2 separate regions of the Homo sapiens genome follow, and region 2 is linked to region 1. A link is a loop called in an ENCODE intact Hi-C map of the cell type or tissue named here. Cell type or tissue: left ventricle myocardium inferior. All regions are shown on one strand. Links, peaks and the distances in the headings refer to the core of each region. The heading gives the core; the rest is flanking DNA. Region 1 overlaps CTCF (CCCTC-binding factor). Region 2 overlaps CTCF (CCCTC-binding factor).

Region 1 (8,065 bases), core at 66-8,065:
GCCTCAGCCTCCTGAGTAGATGGGACTACAGGTGCCCACCCCTACGCCTGGCTAATTTTTGTATTTTTAGCAGAGATGGGGTTTCACCATGTTGACCAGGCTGGTATGGAACTACTGACCTCAGGTGATCCTCCCGCCTTGGCCCCCCAAAGTGCTGGGATCACAGGCATGAGCCACCGCCTGACCCTGAGTTTCTTAGAAGGGGCAATCTCAGTGCAGAAACTGCTTTCCCTCTCCAACCTTTACGATTTGGCTCTTTTATATTCATTACCGCATCCATTCTGCCAGCTGACTGTGACTTTGGTTGTTTTTCAAAACCCGCCCACATTAACAGTACCCATCTTGCAGAACACAAGTACCCTTCTACTCTGGACTTCTTCTTGAAATGTAACAGGCCTCTAAAGACTTCCTCAGATGTTCCTCAGTAAAAACTCCTAAAAAGCCATTTCCTGAGAGTTTGTTCTCGACATGCCCTTAACTTGTTCTCATGGCTTAGTTCCCACATCCCCAAAGAACAAGGACCCATCTGGCTCCCCCACATGCTCGGAGAAGACGCCAGCCTCCAGAGCAGAGATGAACAACTTACGCTGGTTCTGTTTGGGCTGGTTGGTTCTGCCAGGGGGTCGTCCTCTCCGCTTCTTGGCGGGTGGTGGGGCTGGGGTCACAGGCTGAGGCTCTGGCTCAGGTTCAATTTCTACGGCAGGCTCCTCCTCATCCTCATTGTCGTCCAGATCTGGTTCAGCATTTTCTTTTCATGAAATCAGGAAGCACAGGTGGTGGGGCAAGGAGAAGGGTGGTGGAAGATGAAAGAAAACAATTATATATTATTTGAAGTCTTGTTTTATAAATATATATATATATATATATACACTTTCTTTCTTTTTTTTTTTTTGAGACAGTCTCACTCTATTGCCCAGGCTGGAGTGCAGTGGCGCGATCTCGGCTCACTGCAATCTCTGCCTCCCAGATTCAAGCAATTCTCGTGGCTCAGCCTCCTGAGTGGCCGGGACTACAGGCACGCACCACCATGCCCAGGTAATTTTTTTTTCCTTCTTTTTTTTTTTTTGAGACAGAGTCTCACTCTGTCGCCCAGGCTGGAATGCAGCGGCACGATCTCAGCTCACTGCAACCTCTGCAACCTGGGTTTAATTCTCCTGTCTCAGCCTCCTGAGTAGCTGTGACTACAGGCATACGCCACCACACCTGGCTGATTTTTGTATTTTTAGTAGAGATGGGGTTTCACCATATTGGTCAGGCTGGTCTTGAATTCCTGACCTCAGGTGATCCACCTGCCTCGGCCTCCCAATGTGCTGGGATTACAGGCATGAGCCAACGTGCCCAGCCAATCCAGATAATCTTTGTATTTTTTGTAGAGATGGGGTTTCGCCATGTTGGCCAGGCTGGTCTCAAACTCCTGACCTCAGGCAATCTGCCTGCTTCGGCCTCCCAAAGTGCTGGGATTACAGGTGTGAGCCAGCATGCTCAGCCAATTATTAAGAAAAATCAATTTAAGGCTGGGCACGGTGGTTCACACTTGTAATCCCAGCACGTTGGGAGGCTGAGGTTGGAGGATCACTCATGTTCAGGAGTTCAAGACCAGCTTGGGTAACATAGTGAGACCTTATCTCTACAAGAAATAAGAAACTGGCAGCTGGGCGTGGTGGCTCACACCTGTAATCCCAGTACTTTGGGAGGCTGAGGTGGGTGTATCACCTGAGGTTGGGAGTTTGAGACCAGCCTGTCCAACATGGAGAAACCCTGACTCTACTAAAAATATAAAATTAGCTGGGCGTGGTGGCGCATACCTGTAATCCCAGCTACTCGGGAGGCTGAGGCAGAAGAATCACTTGAACCTGGGAGGCGGAGGTTGCGGTGAGCTGAGATCCGCCACTGCACTCCAGCCTGGGCCACAAGAGTGAAACTCTGTCTCCAGAGAAAAACAAACAAACAAACAAAAAACAAAAACGAAATTGACTCGGTGTGATGGCTCATGCCTGTAATCCCAGCACTTTGGGAGGGCAAGGTGGGCAGCTCACTTGAGGTCAAGAGTTCGAGACCAGCCTGGCAAATATGGTGAAACCCCGTCTCTACTTTAAAAAAAACAAAAAAACAAAAGGTGGCCAGGCATGGTGGCTCACACCTGTAATCCCAGCACTTTGGGAGGCTGAGGCGGGTGGATCACAAGGTCAGGAGATCGAGACCATCCTCGTCAACATGGTGAAACCCTGTCTCTACTAAAATACAAAAAATTAGCCGGGTGTGATGATGCATGCCTGTAGTCCCAGCTACTCGGGAGGCTGAGGCAGTGGAATCACTTGAACCCAGGAGGCAGAGGTTGCAGTGAGCCAAGATTGCGCCACTGCACTCCAGCCTGGCAACAGAGCAAGACTCCGTCTCAAAAAAACAAACAAACAAACAAAAACAAAAACAAAATTTACCCAGCGCAGTGACTCATGCCTGTAATCCCAGCACTTTGGGAGGTTGAGGCAGGTGGATCACCTGAGGTTAGGAGTTCGAGACAAGCCTGGCCAACATGGTAAAACCCCGTCTCTACTAAAAATACAAAAATTAGCTAGGTGTGGTGGCGGCACCTGTAATCCCAGCTACTCAGGAGGCTGAGGCAGAAGAATTGCTTGAACCCGAGAGGTGGAGGTTGCAGTGAGCTGAGATCACGCCATTGCACTCCAGCCTGGGCAACAGAGTGAGATTCCGTCTCAAGGAAAAAAAATAAGAAAAAAAAAAAAAGGAAGAAATTAGCAGGACACGGTGGTGTGTGTCTGTAGTCCCAGCTACTCAAGAGACGGAGGCAAGAGGCCTGCTTAAGCCAGGGAGGTAGAGGCTGCAGCGTGCTGTGATTTCACCACTGTATTCAGCCTGGGTGATACAGTGAGATCCTGTGTAAAAAAAAAAAAAAAAAAAAAGCCCATTTAGGCTGGGCATGGTGGCTCACGCCTGTAATCCCAGCACTTTAGGAGGCCGAGGTGGGTGGATCACCTGAAGTCAGGACTTTGAGACCAGCCAGGCCAACATGGTGAAACCCCATCTCTACTAAAAATACAAAAATTAGCCAGCTGTGATGGCGGGCACCTGTAATCCTAGCTACTTAGGAGGCTGAGGTATGAGAATCACTTGAACCTGGGAGGCGGAGGTTGCAGTGAGCTGAGATCACTCCACTACACTCCAGCCTGGGTGACAGAGTAAGACTTTGTCTGGGAAAAACAAACAAATAACAACAAAAATAAATAAAAACTAAAAACAAAACAAAAGCCCATTTAAAAATGCTTTTAGGGGAGCAGGGTGTGAGGTTCCAAAAAATAATAAATAAAAATGCTTTTGCTGGAATTTTTGCTATCAGGATTAATATAATAAACAGGTATTACAGCAGAATGAAGCAAATCGACTTGAATACTATTATTCACATTTTATGTGGGATTGGCTATTACTTTTTCCTTTTAGCTTTAGACCCTTTTTTGACTCAACACAATACCGAATTTCAAATTCTCATGATCCCCCTACCTACTATACCAGGATAAAGCAGGACACTAAGCCGGAAATGGACCCTTGGAGATGTGGTTCTGCTCATCTCTAAGTGGGCAGGAAGGGTAAGAGTGAGTGAGTGAGAGTGTGTGTGTGTGTGTGTGTGTGTGTGTGTGTGTCAGGGGACAAGACGGAAATTCTTTTTCTTTTTTTTTGAGGCGGGGTCTTGTTCTGTCACCCAGGCTGGAGTGCACTGGTGCGGTCATAGCTCACTGCAGCTTCTAACTCCTGACCTCCCAAAGTGTTAGGATTACAGGCTTCATCCATCACGCCTGGCCAGAAATTCTTACGCATTGTGAGGTCCTATTTACTAAGGTAAGTAGCAAGAGTTCTTTTGAAACTATTATTGATTCTCTTTTAAGGTCAAGTTTTTGGACTTAATTCCCAGCTGTACTAGACCCAATGTGTCATTTCCAACCCTCTTGCTCTCCTCCCTAATGCCACAATTGTCCATTCGTGGTAAAATAAGTGGTACATGAAAGTGAGGAAACTATTGTATAAAGAATACTGACGAGGAGCCAGGCAACAAGGCTGAGTCTCAGATCTCTTACTAGGTACGTGACCTGGGACATCTGACCAGCTGAGACTCAGTTTCCCTGAGTAATTTCTGTAACATTCTCACTCCATTTAATAGTGACACCTGGGGATCAACAGGACTCACGGAACTCATTTAATCCTGCTCCGTAACCTATAGTCTACCACAAACACAGCTTTTACTTATAGCAAACATCACAATTTAAAAATTCACCATTTTCCACTTAGGCTTCAGTACTTCATTGAATGAGGGTGTTACCCTCATTTTATAGAAAAAGTGAGAAACTAAGTGACTGCAATGCACAGCTAAGTCACAGCAGGTAGAATTCAAACCTCTGCCCTCAGTCTGGGGCTGTTCTGGCGCCCACATCTGCAGGCAGCCAAAGAGCTTTTGTTATCCCTCCCCCATGGCTGCGGCACAAAATGTACACTGCCTGCCTTCCTCTAGAAAGCACGGGTTATTAACATGCACTCTCTTTCTCTGGAACAAAATGTTTAAATTTAGAGATCTGTGGGTAAACTCCTGATCTTCCAGATAAAATGCCTTATTTCTCAAGTGACTGAAATCCTAAGTGAAAACGTGGGGAATATATAGATAGGTGGCAGTGTGTCAAGAACGAGAGATGCTTCCCTGCTGAACTTCTTCAAGCCCTCTATTGCCTAAGTTGGCCCAATGCCTAGAAAACTAAACAAGTTCAGTCAGAATTGGGGGAAAAGCACACAAAAGCAGGCTAACAGGATCAAAGGCTTATTGGCTTGGTGGTATTTCAGCAAAAAGCCTTGAAAACAGCAGTAGACCATCTGCTGGTCAATCTCTGTAGACAGCCGACAGGCAGAACTTCTGGGTCAGGACAAGTAAGACTGCATGGCCAACAGTGGCATGGAGCCCAGGCTGACGTCCCTTTTCTGGGGGAGATAAAGAGTCACTAGGTATAAGGCCTGGAACCAAATTCCATGCTCTACTAACCAGCAGCAGACAGAACACAGAACTGTAGAAATCTATCAGAAGCTATCAATAATCTCTTTTGACTAAAGATGCTTCTGGTTACATACAATTAGGGAAAGAAGCTGGTCTTCCTGGAGATGAACCACAGAAGTGAACAAGGCAGTATCAGGAGAAAGCAGGACATAGGACAGAGTCTGGCAGCAGGCGGCTTTGCAACTAAGAACAACTATAGGGATCCCCAAGGTTAAGATTATCTGATCACTGGTAATATCTGGGAGTCTCCTAACATTTCTGAAAACCCCCAACAGTTCAGTGCAATAATTTTTTTCCCTTTTTTTTTTTTTTTGGAGACAGGGTCTCGCTCTGTTACCCAGGCTGGAGTGCAGTGACACTATCTCAGTTCACTGCAGCTCAACCTACTGGGCTCAAGCCATCCTCCCACCTCAGCCTCCCAGGTAGCTGGGACCGCAGGCGCAGGCCACAACCCCCTGCTGATTTTTGTATTTTTTTGTAGATAACAGGGTTTTGCCATGTTCCCCAGGCTGGTCTTGAACTCCTGAGCTAAGGTGATCTGCCTGCCTTGGCCTACCGAAGTGCTGGGATTACAGGCGTGAGCCACCATGACCAGCTGCAAATTGACATCTTAAAGGAGGCATACACTTAACACCCAGTGACTGAAGAAGATGCTACTTAAAACGGATACTCCATTTAAAAAAAGGAAAAAAAAAAGGGGGGGGGGGTGGGGGGGACCTTGTTACAGATCCAAACATAAACAGCTTAGTGCTTTCATGAGAAAGTTTTACAATAAAACCCATAAAGTAGCTGGGTGCAGTGGCTCATGCCTATAATCCCAGCACATTGGGAGGTCGAGGCAGGAGGATCACTTGAGCCCAGGAGTTACGAGACCAGCCTGAGCCACACAGTGGGACCCCATCTCTATTTAAAAACAAAAAAACAGCCGGGCACAGTGGCTCACATCTGTAATCCCAGCACTTTGGGAGGCCGAGGCGGATGGATCACCTGAGGTCAGGGGTTCTGGACCAGCCTGGCCAACATGGTGAAACCCTATCTCTACTAAAAATACAAAAACTAATAGGGTGTGGTGGGGCATGCCTGTAATCCCAGCTACCTGGGAAGCTGAGCAGGAAAATCGCTTGAACCCAGAAGGTGGAGGTTGCAGTGAGCAGAGATCGCACTACTGCACTCCAGCCTGGGCAACAAGAGGGAGACACTGTCTCAAAAAAAAAACAAAAAACAAAAAAAAAACAAACAAAGAACAAAAAAAGCCCAATAAAGTCACTAAAGTTCTCCAATATGTTCCTTCTTCAAAAATCTCAACCCCTCCCCACTATTTCTACTGACAACCAGTGCAAAACACAATATGAAGAATCCCTAGACTATCAGGCATCATCTATAATCTCTCCAGTTTAATGGTGCTTCTGGGAAGTCCATTTCCTAAAACCAAACTCTCTACCACCTTTTCCATCCATACCTTAAGTCTTTAGTTACAGAGGTGCCTTCCCACCTGGATGCCAGCAACCTAGATATCCACACTACAGAATCTAACACTCTGAACATGTTTGTGTAATTAAATGTGGCCTCCAAGTTACCAAGACTCTTGTTCCTCCACCCTCTTTGTGAGGCTTGGCACTTTTTGTTTTTTTTGGAGACAAGGTCTCACTTCGACCACCAGACTGGAAGGCAGTGGCGTGATCACAGCTCACTGCAGCCTCAATTTCCCGGGCTCAGGTGATTCTCCCACCTCAGCCTCTCGAGTAGCTGGGACTATCGGCATGTACCACCACACCTGGCTAATTTTTAAATTTTTTGTAGAGACAAGGTTTTGCCATGTTCCCCAGGCTGGTCTCGAACTCCTGACCTCAAGTGATCTGCCCATCTTTGTCTCCCAAAGTGCTGGGATTACAGGCATGAGCCACTGTGCCCGACCGAGGCTTGGCACTTCTAAGCACAACCTCCTGCCTGGGTTTCATGACTAGAGAGGCAAAAAACACTCCAAAGAGTACCTGTGGTAGGAAAATAGGCAAGATTTTAAACTTTAAATGGAGAGATTAAGGTAGGAAGAGAAAGGCTGACCTTCACTGACTTGATCAGCACCTCTCAAGGTTAGGCTGACACAGGCAGTCAAACCATAAGTGAAGATGCTTAAACAACCTTCTTCATGTCCATTAGATTCACTGCTCTTATCTAGACCAGCTTCCTAAATGTAAAAGTTAAGAACATAGGAAAAGAAACTCTGCTGGCCTTAGAATATCACAAATTTGAATAAACTGAATAAAAATATTAATTTTGCTTTAACTCAAGATTACGTATAAGGCATTAATAATGGCCGGGCGCAGTGGCTCACACCTGTAATCCCAGCACTTTGGGAGGCTGAGGAGGGCGGATCATGAGGTGAGGAGATCGAGACCATTCTGGCTAACACGGTGAAACCCCGTCTCTACTAAAAAATACAAAAAAATTAGCCAGGCCTGGTGGTGGGCGCCTGTAGTCACAGCTACTCGGGAGGCTGAGGCAGGAGAATGGCGTGAACCCGGGAGGCTGAGCTTGCAGTGAGCCGAGATCGCGCCAGTGCACTCCAGCCTGGGCGACAGAGCGAGACTCCGTCTCAAAAAAAAAAAAAAAAAAAAAAAAAAAAAAAAAAAAAAAAAAAAAAGGGCATTAATGAGCGGAATGCCACGAAGAAAAAAGAAAATATGCCCCAGAAAAACACTAACTGCTGTTGTAAATAGACGTTAGGAGATGAGAAGTTTAAAGAAAGGAAGAGTGTGTGCCCGCCTCTATATCCCAGCATATCCATACATAAACACACTGGAAACTGGGCTCCAAAGCCTGCCATAGTAAGCAAATCAAGGAACAAGTCACTTACCACTGTCAGAGGAATCTTCTTTCTTAGAGCGCATCTTTCTTTTTCTTCCACGTTTACTCTTCTTCGTTTCTCCTCCATTTTCCCCCTCTACGCCATCTGGGCCAGCACAATTATCAGCATGTCTTGCCATGGTATTCTAACAAAAAGAACAAAATCCTCTT
Region 2 (16,996 bases), core at 4,475-12,474, 59 kb after region 1:
AATAAGAAGTAGGCTGGGCGCCATGGCTCATGCCTGTAATCCTAGCACTTTGAGAGGCCAAGGCTGGAGGATCACTTGAGGTCAGGAGTTAAGAGACCAGCATGGCCAACATGGTGAAACCTCATCTCTACTAAAAATACAAAAAATTAGCCAGGCGTGGTAGTTGGTGCCTGTAATCCCAGCTACTTGGGAGGTTGAGGCAGGAAAATCACTTGAACCTGGGAGGCGGAGGTTGCAGTGAGCCGAGATCGCACCACTGCACTCCATCCAGCCTGTGCAACAGAGCAAAACTCCGTCTCAAAAAAAAAAAAAAAGAAAAATAAGAAAAAAAAGAAATTGGAGATTTAAGTTCAGTGTGTGAAAAATGTGTAGAGTATTTACAGCTATATACGTGATAGGATAATCTACATAGCTGTTAACTAAGACAGACCTCTATGTCACCCTATCTGTAAGTCATTAAACCAGCAAATATCTACCACTTAGAAAACAAGAACAGGACCAAAAAAGGTTTGATTAAAAAAAAAATCTCAAAGTCTATGCACTCAAATTTACAATAAACTTGGCTCTCAGAGTCAATGTTCATATTTTATTTAATTTATTTTTTTGACACAGAGTCTCACTCTGTTGCCCAGGATGGAGTGCAGTGGCGCGATCTCGGCTCACTGCAACCTCTGCCTCCCAGGTTCAAGTGATTCTTGTGCCTGAGCCTCCCAAGTAGCTGGGATTACAGGCACCCACCACCATATTCGGCTGATTTTTATATTTTTAGTAGAGACCGAGTTTCATCATGTCGCCCAAGCTGGTCTTAAACTCCTGAACTCAAGCGATCCGTTCGCCTCAGCCTCACAAAGTACTGGGATTACAGGCATGAGCCACCCTGCCTGGCCAATGCTCGTATTTTAGAAATAATTCAATTAATGAGGAATAGGTAGAAACAACATACTAGAGGCAAAAAGTCAGGGCAAACAAGGACTGCTATGCCCAAAGGAACAGTTCAGAAAACTAAAGCATGCACACATGCCACTTAACATCCAACAACAAAGTTCCTACTAATTTGAAGTAACAGAAGATTTTTTTTTTTTTTTTTGAGACGGAGTCTTGCTCTGTGGCCCAGGCTGGAGTGCAGTGGCACGATCTCGGCTCACTGCAAGCTCCGTTCATGCCATTCTCCTGCCTCAGCCTCCCCAGTAGCTGGGACTACAGGTGCCCACCACCACACCCAGCTAATTTTTTGTTTTAGTAGAGACGGGGTTTCACCGTATTAGCCAGGATGGTCTCCATCTCCTGACCTCGTGATCCGCCAGCCTCGGCCTCCCAAAGTGCTGGGATTACAGGCATGAGCCACTGCACCCGGCCAACAAAAGATATCTAACAGAGGCTGTGTGAGGTGGCTCACACCTGTAACCCCAGCACTTTCGGACGCTGAGGCAGGTGGATCAACATCAGCCCAGTCAACATGACAAAACGCTGTCTCCACTAAAAACACAAAAATTAGCGCTGTGTGCTATGGCTCACGTCTGTAATCCCAACACTTTGGGAGGCCGAGGTGGGTGGATCACCTGAGGTCAGGAGTTCTAGACCAGCCTGGCCAACGTGATAAAACCTCATCTCTACTAAAAGTACATGATTAGCCGGGTGTGGTGGTGCACGACTGTAATCCCATCTACTCCGGAGGCTAACGAAGGAGAATCGCTTGAACCTGGGAGGCGGAGGTTGTAGCGAGCCAAGATCGTGCCACCACACTCCAGACTGGACAACAGAGGAAGACTCTGTCTGAAAAAGATAAATAAAATAAAAATAAAATAAAATAAGCCAGGCCTAGTGGAGCATGTCTGTAATCCCAGCTACTTGGGAGGCTAAGGCACAAGAATCACTTGACCCCAGGAGGCAGAGGTAGCAGTGAGCCTAGATCATGCCACTGCACTCCAGCACGGGAGACGGAGTGAGACTGTCTCAAAAAAAAAAAAAAGAAAAAGATCATCTAACAGGAAAAACGTTCACAACACGCAGCAAGGTTACAAAGGAGGATGCAGAATAGGATTCCAACCTAATTAAAAATAAGTAAGGCCGGGCCAGGTGCAGTGGCTCACGCCTGTAATCCCAGCACTCTGGGAGGCCGAGGCAGGTGGATCAGGAGGTCAGCAGATCGAGACCATCCTGGCTAACACGGTGAAACCCCGTCTCTACTAAAAACACAAAAAATTAGCTGGGTGCGGTGGCGGGTGCCTGTAGTCCCAGCTTCTCGGGAGGCTGAGGCAGGAGAATGGCGTGAACCCGGGAGGTGGAGCTTGCAGTGAGCCAAGATAGCGCCACTGCACTCCCGCGTGGGCGAAAGAGCGAGATTCCATCTCAAAAATAAATAAATAAATAAAAAATAAGTAAATCCTGGTGCGGTGGCTCACGCCTGTAATCCCAGCACTTTGGGAGGCCGACGTGGGTGGATCACCTGAGGTCAGGAGTTCTAGACCAGCCTGGCCAACATGGTGAATCCCTGTCTCTACTAAAAAAAAAAAAAAAAAAAAAAATTTGGCCAGGCGTTGGGGCAGGTGCCTCTACTAAAAGTACAAAATTAGCCGAGTGTGGTGGTGCACGCCTGTAATCCCAGCTACTCTGGAGGCCGAGGCAGGAGAATCACTTGAACCCGGGAAGCAGAGGCTGCAGTGAGCTGAGATTGAGCCACTGCACTCCAGCCTGGTGGACAAGAGCGAGACTTCGTCTCAAAAATAATAAATAAATAAATAAATACATAAATAAATAAAATAAAAATAAAATACATAAATAATTAAAAAACTAAGCTGGGCATGGTGGCTCACACCTGTAATCCCAACACCTTGGATGGCCTGGGAGGAGGGGATTGCTTGAGGCCAGGAGTTGAAGGCCAGCCTGGGCAACACAGTAAGACCCCATCTTTACAAAAAAAATTAGCTGGGCCTGGTGATACGCACCTACACTCCTAGCTACTCAGGAGCTTGAGGCCAGATGATCACTTAAGGCCAGGAGTTCAAGGTTATAGTGAGCTATGATCACACCACAGCACTCTAGCCTGGGCAACAGAGCGAGAGTCTGTCTCTAAATTAATTTAAAATAATCATTATAATTTAACAAACTAGACAAACAGCAATCCCAGTTATCCCACCTTAAGTCAGGACAGCATTACATCTTGCATGGACCAATGCAATGGCCTTCTAAACAGTTTCCCTGCTTCCCCTCTTGCTCCATTACCCACCATTTTTCACACAGCGGCCACGGATTTCTAAAATGTAAATCCATTATCAGCAAGAAGACTTCCCTTCTGAAACCACCATGCTGAAAACTCTTAAAGTCCAAACTCTTTCACATGGCCTACCAAGTGCTTCAGGGCCCTATCAGCAGATCTGCATCCAGCCTGACATACTCGCCTCTAATCACACTGAACTTCTTTCAGTAGCCAGAACATTCTAGGTCTTTCCTTTCCTGCCTCTGGGCCTTTGTACATGCCATTCCCTCTTCTAGGAATATACAAGCAATTCTCTATGTTTACACTAGTACACGAGCCTAAAGATGTGTATATAAGAAGGCTATCTACTACTAGGGTATTTTTCTCTAATGGCAAAAGATTAAAAACAAGCTGGGCGTGGTGGCTCATACCTGTAATCCCAGCACTTCAGGAAGCCTGGGCAGTTGGGAGGCCAGGGCAATTGGGAGGCCGAGGCAGGTGGATCACCTGAGGTCAGGAGTTTGAGACCAGCCTGGCCAACATGACGAAACCCTGTATCTACTAAAAATACAAAAATTAGCCGGGCATGGTGGCATGTGCCCATAATCCCAGCTACTCGGGAGGCTGAGACAAGAGAATCGCTTAAACCTGAGAAGCAAGGATTGCAGTGAGCCGAGATCACGGCACTGCACTCCAGCCTAGGTGACAGAGCAGCAAGACTCCGTCTCAAATAAAAAAAAAACAAAAAAAAACAAAGATTGAAAACAACTCAAACGTCTAGAACAACGTGTATAGTAAGCTACTATTTGTGCTTTATTTTTTATTTTTATTATTTATTTATTTATTTTGAGACGGAGTTTCACTCTTGTTGCCCAGGCTGGAGTGCAATGGCGATCTCGGCTCACTGCAACCTCCACCTCCCAGGTTCAAGCGATTCTCCTGCCTCAGCCTCCCGAGTAGCTGAGATTACAGGCGTGTGCCACCACACTCCGCTAATTTTTGTATTTTTAGTAGAGATGGGGTTTCACCATGTTGGTCAGGCTGGTCTTGAACTCCTGACCTCAGGTGATCCACGCACCTTGGCCTCCCAAAGTGCTGGGATTACAGGCGTGAGCCACCACGCCCGGCCTTTTATTTTTATTTATTTATTTTTGAGACGAAGTCTTGCTCTTGTCCCCCAGGCTGGAGTGCAATGGTGCAATCTCGGCTCACTGCAACCTCCACTTCCCGGGTTGAAGCGATTCTCCTGCCTCAGCCACCTGAGTAGCTGAGATTACAGGCGCCTGCCACCACGCCCAGCTAATTTTTGTATTTTTAGTAGAGATGGGGTTTCACCATGTTGGCCAGGCTGGTCTCGAATTCCTGACCTCAGGTGATCCGCCTGCCTCGGCCTCCCAAAATGCTGAGATTACAGGCGTGAGACACCATGCCCGGCCTATTTGTGCTTTTTTAAAAAGATACATAAACTTGGCCAGGCACATTGGCTCATGCTTGTAATCACAGCAATTTGGGAGGCCGAGGTGGGTGGAACACTTGAGGCCAGGAGTTCGAGACCAGCCTGGCCAACACGGTGAAATCCCATCTCTACTAAAACTACAAAAATTCGCTGGGCATGGCCGCACATGTGTGTAATCTCAGCTACTTGGGAGGCTGAGGCACAAGAATCACTTCAACTCAGGAGGTAGAGGTTGCAGTGAGCCAAGATCACGTGTCTCACTCCAGCCTGGGCAACAGAGTGAAAACCCTGTCTCAAAAAAAAAAAAAAAAAAAAAAAAAGATACATAAACTCATACATTTGAATATACGCAGAATTTTCTTTGGATGGATACATCAGAAATTGGTATTTATTGCCTCTGAGGAAGAAAAATGAGAGATCAGAGGCAAGACTGAGGATTACTTTTCATTATTAACATTTTGCACTGTTTGAAGTATTTCCCCCTCATGTTCTTACATTAAATGTGGTGGTTACAGAAAATTTCCATAGCACAATTATATTTTGTTTAAAAAGTTGTATTATATGTACATGCCTGTTAATAAAAGTGCAAAGTCAACACACCAGACTATTAATAGTCTTCAGCTCTGGGAAAACAAAGTTAAGGGATTCTTTAGGTTCTAATGTAATTCTACAATCATTAGACTCTTCCAAAGAATGAAACTAAACATTACTTGGGTAATATTTAAACAAAGTTTAAGACCAAATTTAAGTGAGGATCACTGCAAGAACTGCCTCTGCAACCTCAATCCCCTCTAACAGCTGGGCAGATGCAGGAGCTTCCTCCTGCCTTACTCTCCTCCTGGCTGCACTTCTATAACTGTTCCAGTGGCCCTCTCGATTCCACTCAAGAAGTCTAGACTGGCTGGGAGCGGTGGCTCACGCCTGTAATCCCAGCACTTTGGGAGGCCGAGGTGGACGGATCACAAGGTCAGGAGATGATGAGACCATCCTGGCTAACACAGTGAAATCCCGTCTCTACTAAAAAAAATACAAAAAAAAAAATTAGGCAGGCGTGGTGGCAGGCGCCTGTAGTCCCAGCTACTCAGGAGGCTGAGGCGGGGGAATGACATGAACCCGGGAGGCGGAGCTTGCAGTGAGCCAATATCGCACCACTGCACTCCAGCCTGGGCAACAGAGCGAGACTCCATCTCAAAAAATAAAAAAAAAAAAAGAAGTCTAGACATTACTGCCAAGTAAACTAGGCAAAAACACCTTTTATCATTTCATTATCCTTTTTTTTTTTTTTTTTGAGACAGAGCCTCCCAGGTTCACACCATTCTCCCACCTCAACCTCCTCAAGTAGCTGGGACTACAGGCGCCCGCCACCATGCCTGGCTAATTTTTGTATTTTTAGTAGAAACGGGGTTTCACTGTGTTAGCCAGGATGGTGTCGATCTCCTGACCTCGTGATCCGCCCACCTCGGCCTCCCGAAGTGCTGGGATTACAGGTGTGAGCCACCACGCCCGGCCCATTTCATTACCTTTATCAGAAAGTTTCAGTGCTACTTCCTACTGTACTGCATTCCCTTTTCCTTTAAAAATTATGCAATACAGGCAACAGGAGAAAGCTTAAAGAAACCTACCTATAGGTTTTATACACACATTCTGGCTTATATCCAAATTCGCAGTCCCCTCCCCAATATATACATATACTTACTCTCACGAGATCATACCATACATATTGTTTGATAATCTGCTTTCTTTGTACTTTGTTTCAAATATCTTGCCATTTCAACATATTTTTTATACATAATGGCTACACAACATTCTATTATAAGGCCAGGCACGGTGGCTCACGCCTGTAATCCCAGCACTTTCGGAGGCAGAGGCAGGCGGATTACGAGGTCAGGAGATCCAGACCATCCTGGCTAACATGGTGAAACCCCATCTCTACTAAAAACACAAAAAATTAGCGGTTCTAGCTACTCAGGAGGCTGAGGCAAGAGAATGGTGTGAAGCCGGGAGGCGGAGTTTGCAGTGAGCAGAGATCGTGCCACTGCACTCCAGCCTAGGTGACAGAGGGAGACACCATCTCAAAAAAAAAAAAAAAAAAAAACATTCTATTATAGGGATGTATCATAATTTAACCAGTCACCTATTGTTAAATATTTTTATAGCCAGATTTTGGTAATTCTGCTTTAATCTAAGAAAAGAAAAAAAGTATTTGCATTAAAAAAAATTACACAAACTATACAAAACCAACAAAAAGTGACCCCCAAACCAAACTACCCTCACACTACTAGTTTTGACTGATGATTTCCACGTCTGTTTAGTCTTTTTTCCCTAGGCATTCATTCATCCAAATAATTACTTATTGAGCTTCTGCTATACGCCAGGTTTTAGTTTGGGATTTTCTTTACTTTTATTCCATAATAATTAACTTTTTGGTATTATGCTATTAAAAAACCTCTCTCATAAGCATTTTGCTGGTTAACAGCCTTCCGTTTTTTTTTTTTTTTTTTTTTTAAGACAGGGTCTCACTCTGTCACCCAGGCTAGAGTGCATGCAGCCTTAACCTCCTGGGCTCAGGTGATCCTCCCATCTCAGCCTCCCAAGTAGCTGAGACTACAGGTGTGCACCACCACACCTGGCTACATTTTTTTTTTTTTTTTTTTTTACAGACAAGGTCTCACTAAGTTGCCCAGGCTGACATTCATCTTTTTAAATGGGTTAGGGTTTTATATCCCTTGCAACATGCAACGAGACCTTGTTTTCTTACCCACTTCTCTACTGCTCAACAGATTTTCTGATAAATCTAACCCATTTTCCTATGGCACAATATTTCCGTTTAGTTCATTAACATTTGTATTATCTGGTGGTCATCGAAGTTCAGTTTAATGCAAAATATATACAATAACCAACTTGGCTGGGCGCGGTGGCTCACGCTTGTAATCCCAGCACTTTGGGAGGCCAAGGTGGGCGGATCACCTGAGGTCAGGAGTTTGAGACCAGCCCAGCCAATATGGTGAAACCCCGTCTCTACTAAAAATACAAAAATTAGCTAGACATGGTGGCGCACCTGTAGTCCTAGCTATTCAGGAGGCTGAGGCAGGAGAATCGGTTGAACCCGGGAAGCAGAGGCTGCAGTGAGCCGAGATTGCACCACTGCACTCCAGCCTGGCGACAGAGCGAGACTCCATCTCTCAAAAAAAAAGAGGAAAGGGAAGCCCAAGGAAGTCACCTCTAATAGAACTGCCCTGCCCAAGGCCATATAGCTATTAAGCTGCATGGCCAGGACTTGGAGTCCTAATGGGATTAAAATAAAATTCATCCTCCCAAAGTGCTGGGATTATAAGCATGAGCCACCACGCCCAGCCTCAGAAAACTTAATTCTTACTTACTTATTTGTTTATTGAGACAGGGTCTTACTCTGTCACCCAGGCTGAATGAAATGCAGTGGTGGGACCACGGCTCATTGCAACCTCAACCTTCTCAGCTCAGACGATCCTCCGGCCTCAGCCTCCTGAATAGCTAGGACTACAGGCATGCAACACAACGCGTGACTAAAGAAAATGTAATTCTTTTTTTTTCCTCTATCCACAAGGACATATGGAAAAAATGTAATTCTTAAATGCCACTTATGTTAAGAGCAATATGTTAATAACAATACTTAGTAATTGTAAAACACACAGTTAAGAATAGATGCTTTTGGCTGGGCGCAGTGGCTCACGCCTGTAATCCCAGCACTTTGGGAGGCCGAGGCAGGCAGATCAAGAGGTCAGGAGATCAAGACCATCCTGGCTGACAAGGTGAAACTCTGTCTCTGCTAAAAATACAAAAATTAGCTGGGTGTGGTGGTGGGCGCATGTAGTCTCAGCTACTTGGGAGGCCGAGGCAGGAGAATGGTGTGAACCTGGGATGCGGAGCTTGCAGTGAGCCAAGATTGCACCACTGCACTTCAGCCTGGGCAACAGAGCAAGACTCCATCTCAAAAAAAAAAAAAAAAAAAAAAAAAAGATGCTTTTGGCTGGGCGTGGTGGTTCATGCCTGTAATCCCAGCACTTTGGGAGGCCGAACTGGGTGGATCACCTGAGGTCAGGAGTTTGAGACCAGCCTGGCCAACATGGCAAAACCCCATCTCTACTAAAAATACCAAAATTAGCCAGGCGTGGGGGTGAACGCCTGTAATCCCAGCTACTCGGGAGACTGAGGCAGGAGAACTGCTTGAACCTGGGAGGGGGAAGTTGCAGTGAGCCGAGATCACGCCACTGCACTCCAGCCTGGGCGACACAGTGAGATTGTCTCAAAAATAAATAAATAAAGTAGTCCTCTTAACAAACTGGCAAATCTAAAGAAGTGTTTCCTTGAGGTCTGTGAACTGCTTTAGCAAACTAATGGAACCCAAGAAAGAGGTCGTGGGAAACTCAACTTGAAGCCAGTTGGTCAGAAGCTCTGAAGGAATGGGCTTGTGACTGGTAGGAAGGACAGGTGGTCTTATGGGACTGAACCCTAAACGTGTGGGATCTGACACCATCTTGGGTAGATGGTGTTGGATGACACCTAGTTGGCATACACTGTTTGGTGTGTGAGGAAAATCCCTCCACCCCATCTTTGGTCACGTAAGTCTTTTTTTTTTTGAGATGGAGTCTCGCCTTGTCGCCAAGCCAGAGTACAGTGGCATGATCTCGGCTCACTGCAACTTCCGCCTCCCGGGTTCAAGCGATTCTCCTGCCTCAGCCTCCCCAGTAACTGGAACTACAGGCACGCACCACAACGCCCGGCTAAATTTTGTATTTTTAGTAGAGATGGGATTTCACCATGTTGGTCAGGATGGTCTCAATCTCTTGGACTTGCAATCTGCCCACCTTGGCCTCCCAAAGTGCTAGGATTACAGGCATGAGCCACTGGGCCCAGCCACGTAAGTCTTCTTTTGTGTTGATGGTGGTTGTTATGTGAAAGCAAAGGAAAAACCTGGGCTTGAGAGTTTTTCCCTACACAAATACTACAAGGACAAAGTAAGGAGCAGGATAGCAGAGCTGTTCTATAGCTCAAATGTATTGCTTCTCAAACATATCCACTATAGAACCTATACAGAGAGAACTTCCCACCCTCAGGCACTCATGCTCATTTTGTTGAAGACCTATGTTATCTTAATCATACAGTTTTCATTCTGCTCCAAAAATGTCTATTTGTTTTAATATAACAATATTTAATATTTATTTATTTATTTATTTTTTGAGACGGTCTTGCTCTGTCACCCAGTCTGGAGTGCAGTGGTGTGATCTTGGCTCACTGCAACCTCTGCCTGCCTCCTGGTTCAGGTGATTCTCCTGCCTCAGCCTCCCGAGTAGTTGGGATTACAGGCACGCACCACCACACCCAGCTAATTGTCTTCTTGGGGTTTTTTTTGTTGTTTTTTTGAGACAGAGTCTCACTCTGTTGCCTGGGCTGGAGTGCAGTGATTTCAACTCATTGCAACCTCCGCCTCCCAGGTTCAAACAATTCTTCTGCCTCAGCCTCCCGAGAAACTGGCATTACAGGTTCCCGCCACTACACCCAGCTAATTTTTTGTATTTTTAGTAGAGACGGGGTTTCACCATGTTGGCCAGGCTGGTCCCGAACTCCTGACCTTGTGATCCGCCCACCTCAGCCTCCCAAAGTTCTGGGATTACAGGCGTGAGCCACCGCGCCCAGTCTTTTGTTGTTTTGGGGGGGGGGGCGGGGGGGGGCAGACAGAGTCACTCTGTCGCCCAGGGTGGAGTGCAGTGACACAATCCTGGCTCACTGCAACCTCTGCTTCCCAGGTTTAAGCGATTTTCCTGCCTCAGCCTCCCAAGTAGCTGGGATTACAGGCACCCACCACCACACTCGGCTAGTTTTTATATTTTTAGTAGAGATGGGGTTTTACCATGTTGGCCAGGCTGGTCTGGAACTCCTGACCTCAAGTGATCTACCTGCCTTGGCCTCCCAAAGTACTAGGATTACTGGGATTTTGGAGGCCTTGGCCTTCCAATGTACTGGGTGTGAGCTACCGTGCCTGGCCAATATTTAATATTTAATCACTGACCAGTTAAATTACTTAACTCACCACCTCCTCTATGACTATAACTGAAGTTCTAGGAAGATGGGTCATGTTTATCTTTCTTGTGACTCCAAGTACCCCGAAATCATACCACCTGATTCCCTAAGGGTATTCATATCCCAGTTTGAGAAACAGGGATCTAAGCAATTAAGCTAGTCATAACACTTGAAAGTGATTAACGTGTTCCTATAAACCCATTCCCTAAACTCTTAAAGGTTCGATTTCTCAATAGTTTTTAAATCAGCAACTTTTGGTATGCACTCTGTGTCAACACTCCTAAAAGAACCTGCAGGGCGTAAGTTATTTTTGGAGTGACAGAATACTACCACAGACCTTCTCCTTCCCATCTAGCAGGATAACAAGTTGCCCATTTGGAAAATAAAGGTTTGAAGAATAACAGAACTTTCATTCCTATTCCCTTCTCTTTATTTGCTCCAGGCAGAGCTTGTAAGAAAAATCTTAGTAGTCATTTAGATGATTCATTCACATAAGCTTATCTAATCCTGGCATTTGTAATTTCCACTTCTACATTCCTTTTTGCCATTACACATGTACGATTAAATTATTTTCACATTTTTCTAGGGTCTGAAAAAAATGTGCTTTCCGGTACCGTGAGAAGAGATAATTTTTACAACCAGAATCCCACTTTGTTGTTTATGAGATCCCAAAGCATAGTAGATTCCAATATTTATAGAAGGTCTGTTCCAAGTTCCATATAATGTCCATTATATTTTATAGCAAAAATTACAGGCTAAATTAAAATGATAATCACTGTCACACTCTGACGCAAAATGGGCAATGAGCTAGGCTAACTCAAATTAAGACAATTTTTATCCAGGATACCAGGTTCCCCAAGAACAGGATTCCATCTGTTTCTTATCAAAATTACAAGTAGCCACAGGTCATGGACTTTCTTTTCAGTTCATTTGCCAATAGTCAAAATACACATTCCAAGGGTTTCTACAGAAAAGCAGCCACAATTTCCTGGGATCTTTCTATGTACATGTTCAGAATAGTACTTAAAGCTTTACAAAACACATTCTCATTAACGGAGAATAGTCTCTGAGATTGGTGGTGTTATTCTCTCACAAGTGAGGACTACAGGAGTAGACAGGTTAAAGTAACTTGCCCCATATTACCCAGCTAGTATATCATCGTAAAGAGTTTCAAACCCAGGACTCTGATTATGAAGCCTGTATGCTCTCAATCACCTGATATCCTGCATCCCCTATATTCAAGAATTAGCCAACAAATCCTCCAACTCCAGGAGGGTTATATTACTACCATTTTTAAGATAGAAAAAATGGAAATAGCACTTACCTCTCCGTGGCTGCAAAGTCAGTTTGAGGAGGGAAAATAGAACCCAGCTCTCAAGCCCCTGGTCAGCAATCTGTCCACTAGCGCATCTTGTTCTTTGGCTTCAGGTCCGTAATCATTCTAAAAGAAAAGCACAAATCATTTTATGAAACACTAAATTCATACAAATACGCATATAGTATGAAAAAAAATGAGGGAAAACTGAAGACAGAAAAAATTGGGAAAGAAACAAAACACCTGTTCATGTCATGTCACTAACCGAGCCATTCCATAAATGTCCACCATCAAGCCAATAACAAAACATTCATTTATTTTTTCACACATTTGCTAAATATATAAAGGACTAAAGGTTTCTAAGTAGCAAAATAGTACTCCAGGCTCACACCAGTAATCTTAACGCTTTCGGAAGCCAGGGTGGGAGACTCACCCAGGAGTTTGAGGCTGTACTGAGCTGAGATTGTGCCACTGCATTCCAGCCTGCTTGACAGAGTGAGAGATCTTGTCTCAAAAAAAAAAAAAAAAAAAAAGGCCAGGCGCGGTGGCTCATGCCTGTAATCCCAGCACTTTGGGAGGCCAAGGCGGGCAGATCACGAGGTCAGGAGATCGAGACCAGCCTGGCTAACATGGTGAAACCCCGTCTGTACTAAAAATACAAAAAATTAGCCGGGTGTGGTGGCAGGCGCCTGTAGTACCAGCTACTTGGGAGGCTGAGAATGGTGCAAACCTGGGAGGCAGAGCATGCAGTGAGCCGAGATCGCACCACGGCACTCCAGCCTGGGCGACAGAGCGAGACTCCGTCTCAAAAAAAAAAACAAAACAAAACACTCCACTGCAATATTGCAACCAAATAATGGCACACATATTCAAACTACCAAAAAATTAATTATTGGCTGGGCGCAGTGGCTTACGCCTGTAATCCCAGCACTTTGGGAGGCCGAGGCAGACAGATCACGAGGTCAGCAGATCAAGACCATCCTGGCTAACACGTGAGACCCCGTCTCTACTAAAAATACAAAGAAAAAAATTAGCCGGGTGTGGTGGCGGGTGCCTGTAGTCCCAGCTACTCAGGAGACTGAGGCAGGAGAATGGCATGAACCCGGGAGGCGGAGCTTGCAGTGAGCCGAGATCCTGCCACTGCATTCCAGCCTGGGCAACACAGCGAGACTCCGTCTCAAAAAAAAAAAAAAAAAATTAATTCTTATGGCTGCAGTAATGGCTCTCTAACAGTTTATTTCCGTATCTTTAGCAAGTAGTGGTCTTACTGATTAAGTTTGTTCATGCCACAAGTAAAGGCTATGCTTTCCAGTTTAGTAAGATAACTGGGGAAGCCAAGGCAGGTGGATCACCTGAGGTCAGGAGTTTGAGAACAGCCTGACCAACATGGCGAAACCCCATCTCTACTAAAAATACAAAAATTAGCCAGGCGTGGTGGCACACGCCTGTAATCCCAGCTATTCAGGAGGCTGAGGCAGGAGAATCGCCTGAACCCAGGAGCCGGAGGTTGGAATGAGCCGAGATCGCGCCACTGCACTCCAGCCTGGGCGACAGAGCTAGACTCCGTCTCATTAAAAAAAAAAAAAGATAACTGGCAAAAGGAGCTTTTACTGACCTTTGAAAATCCTAGAAGCATAGCAATGAAACAGTTTTTTTAGTCGAATAACGGAATACTTTGTTAGATGGCATCTTTTCACCCTAAATTACAAAATGAACTGTCAAGCTTCAAGCAAAGGTAGAGTGGAACCTACCTCTAAAGAAAAAGAAAGAAAGAAAGAAAGAAAATCCCAGGCCAGGCACAATGGCTCACACCTGTAATCCCAGCACTTTGGGAGGCCAAAGCGGGCGGATCACGAGGTCAAGAGATTGAGACCATCCTGGCCAACATAGTGAAACCCCGTCTCTACTAAAAATACAAAAATTAGCTGGGCATGGTGGTGCAGGCCTGTAAACCCAGCTACTCAGGAGGCTGAGGCAGGAGAATCGTTTGAACCCAGGAGGCGGAGCTGCAATGAGCCAAGATCGTGCCACTGCACTCCAGCCTGGCGACAGAGTGAGACTCTGTCTCAAAAAAAGAATAAAATAAAATCCCAAATGAAATAAAGAGCTAAATTTGAACTAAGTGTTTCCAAATAGGCCAGGCACAGTGGTTCACGCCTGTAATCCCAGCACTTTGGGAAGCCAAGGCAGGCGGATCACAAGGTCAGGAGTTCAAGACCAGCCTGACCAACATAGTGGAACCTTGTCTCTACTAAAAAAAATACAAAAATTAACCAGGCGTAGTGGTGTGTGCCAGTTATCCCAGCTATTCAGGAGGCTGGGGCAGGAGAATCGCTTGAACCCAGGAAGCAGAGGTTTCAGTGAGCCAAGATCACACCACTGCACTCCAGCCTGGGCAACAGAGCAAGACTCAGTCTCAAAAAAAAAAAGAGTTTCCAAATAATATAGCCAGGTGTGATGGCTCACACCAGCAATCCAGCACTTTGAGAGGCCACAGCAGAGGACTGCTCGAGCCTAGGAGTTCAAAGCCAGTCAGGGCAACATGGCAAAACCCCGTCTCTACAAAATACATAAAAATTAGCCAGGCAGGCCGGGCACAGTGGCTAACGCCTGTAATCCCAGCACTTTAGGAGGCCCAGGCGGGTGGATCATGAGGTTAGAGTTCGAGACCACCCTGGCCAACGTGGTGAAACCCAGTCTCTACTAAAAATACAAAAACTAGCTGGGCATGGTGGTATGCACCTGTAATCCCAGCTTCTCAGGAGGCTGAGGCAGGAGAACTGGTTGAACCCGGGAGACGGAGGTTGCAGTGGGCCACCATCGCACCACTGCACTCCAGCCTGGGTGACAGAGGAAGACTTCGTCTCAGGGAAGAAGAACAACAACAAAAAAAAGGCCAGGCATGGTGGCTCACGTCTGTAGTCCCAGCACTTTGGGAGGTCGAGGTGGGTGGATAACCTGAGGTCATGAGTTCCAGACCAGCCTGGCCAACATGGTGAAACCCCGTCTCTACTAAAAATACAAAAATTAGCTCGGCACGGTGGCAGGCACCTGTAATCCCAACTACTCCCGAGGCTGAAGCAGGAGAATCACTTGAACCTGGGAGGCCGGGGTTGCAGTGAGCCCAGAACATGCCACTGCACTCCAGCCTGGGAGACAGAGTGAACTCCATCTTAAAAAATATATATATATACACGTATACATATATATGCCAGGCATGGTGTTGTGTGCCTGTGGTCCCAGCTACTTGGAAGGCTGAGGTGGGAGGATCGCTTGGGGCAGGTGGGGGACAAGGCTGCAGTGAGCCATGATCACACCACTGCACTGCAGTGTGGGCAACACAGTGACAACCTGTCTCAAAAAAAAAAAAAAAAAAAAAAAAAGCCGAGTATGGTGGCTCACACCTGTAACGTCAACACTTTGGGAGGCCGAGGTGGGAGACTTGCTTGAGCCCAGGAGTTCAAGACCAGCCTGAGCAACATAGTAGGATCCTGTCTCTACAAAAAAATAAAAGAATCAGCTGGGCATGGTGGCACACGCCTATAGTACCAGCTACTTGGGAGGCTGCAGCAGGAAGACTGCTTGAGCCCAGGAGTTCAAGGCTGCAGTGAGCTATGATCATGCCACTGCACTCCTATCTGGGCAACAGCTATGATCATGCCACTGCCTCAATCAAAATGTATTAAAAAAAAAAAGTTTCCAAGCAATTTGGCACATGAGGTACATCTTCTAAGAGGAAATCCATCTCACAATTAGCTAAACTCCACAAAACTCACTAATACTTAGATGAAGCTAAAGTCTCCTCTGTTGAGAGGCAATTTTTAGTAACACAAATAGGTGATTAGCATATTTAGTCCAACCAACACTTCCATACTGGAGTCCATTATTATTACCAGCATACCTCAAAGGGAATGAAATTTTCTACCCCTGAAAATTCCAAGAGTGACCAAAAACAAGGATCAAGTGTGAAAGAATACCATCCTAACCCTCACCTTTGGACTGTATTTTGGCAGTCTATATGCAATGCCACAACTTTGCATTCAAATATTAAATCACTGAGAAAATGCACAAAGATACTAGCAGGAAAGATACGAAGACAGACTACAGAAAGTTTACAGGTGTTTAAAAAAAATGGGCTGGACACGGTGGCTCACACCTAATCCCAGCACTTTGGGAGGCCAAGGCAGACAGACTGCTTGAGGCCACGAGTTTGAGACCAGCCTAGGCAACATGACAAAACCCCATACCTAGAAAAAATTAGTCCCAGCTACCCAGGAGGCTGAGGTGGCAGGATCATTTGAGCCAGGGAGGTGGAGGCTGCAGTGAGCTGTGATCACACCACTGCACTCCAGCCTGGGTAAAAGAGAAAGACCCTGTCTTAAAACAAACAAACAAACCCCACAGGCCGGGCACGGTGGCTCACGCCTGTAATCCCAGCACTTTGAGAGGCGGAGGCGGGCAGGTCAGGAGATCGAAACCATCCTTGCTAACACGGTGAAACCCCGTCTCTACTAAAAATACAAAAAATTAGCCAGGCGTGGTGGCAGGCGCCTGTAGTCCTCCCAGCTACTCGGGAGGCTGAGGCAGGAGAATGGCGTGAACCTGGGAGGTAGAGCTTGCAGTGAGCCGAGATCGTGCCCCTGCACTCCAGCCTGGTAGACAAAGCGAGACTCCATCTCCAAAACAAACAAATACCCCACAAGAACAACAAAACAAATGTGGTAAGACTAATCTTTTTTTTTTTTTTTTTTTTTTTTTAATTTTGAGACAAAGTCTCACTCTGTCACCCAGGCTGGAGTGCAACGGCACGATCTTGACTCACTGCAACCTCCGCCTCCCGGGTTCAAGTGATTCTCCTGACTCAGCCTCCTGAGTAGCTGGGATTACAGAAACAGACATATGCCACCACGCTCAGCTAATTTTTGTGTTTTTGGTAAAGATGGGGTCTCACCATGTTGGCCAGGCTGGTCTC

What was found. A loop is a pair of places that touch in the nucleus more often than their neighbours do. Peaks named below come from ENCODE experiments on the same cell type or tissue, not always from the same donor. Only the 100,000 strongest peaks of a DNase experiment are listed, where the experiment ranks them.
Region 2: a loop joins it to region 1, with 2.4 times the contacts of the local background. A loop is called at or near these places in 48 of 110 quality-filtered maps.

Annotation. Positions count from the first base shown.
Region 1 is chr16:67,629,373-67,637,437 of GRCh38, reverse strand. CTCF (CCCTC-binding factor) reads right to left here. Exons shown (of 12, transcript NM_006565.4): 10 at 7,905-8,040; 11 at 587-748. Among named protein-coding and RNA genes, the nearest start is that of CARMIL2, 12 kb to the left of the region's middle. In left ventricle myocardium inferior, for the core only: no CTCF peak of the experiment used is centred there; a DNase peak (open chromatin) is centred at 4,937; H3K27ac peaks cover 887 bases.
Region 2 is chr16:67,566,302-67,583,297 of GRCh38, reverse strand. It overlaps CTCF (CCCTC-binding factor), which reads right to left. Exons shown (of 12, transcript NM_006565.4): 2 at 12,034-12,150. Among named protein-coding and RNA genes, the nearest start is that of CTCF, 12 kb to the right of the region's middle. In left ventricle myocardium inferior, for the core only: no CTCF peak of the experiment used is centred there; no DNase peak of the experiment used is centred there.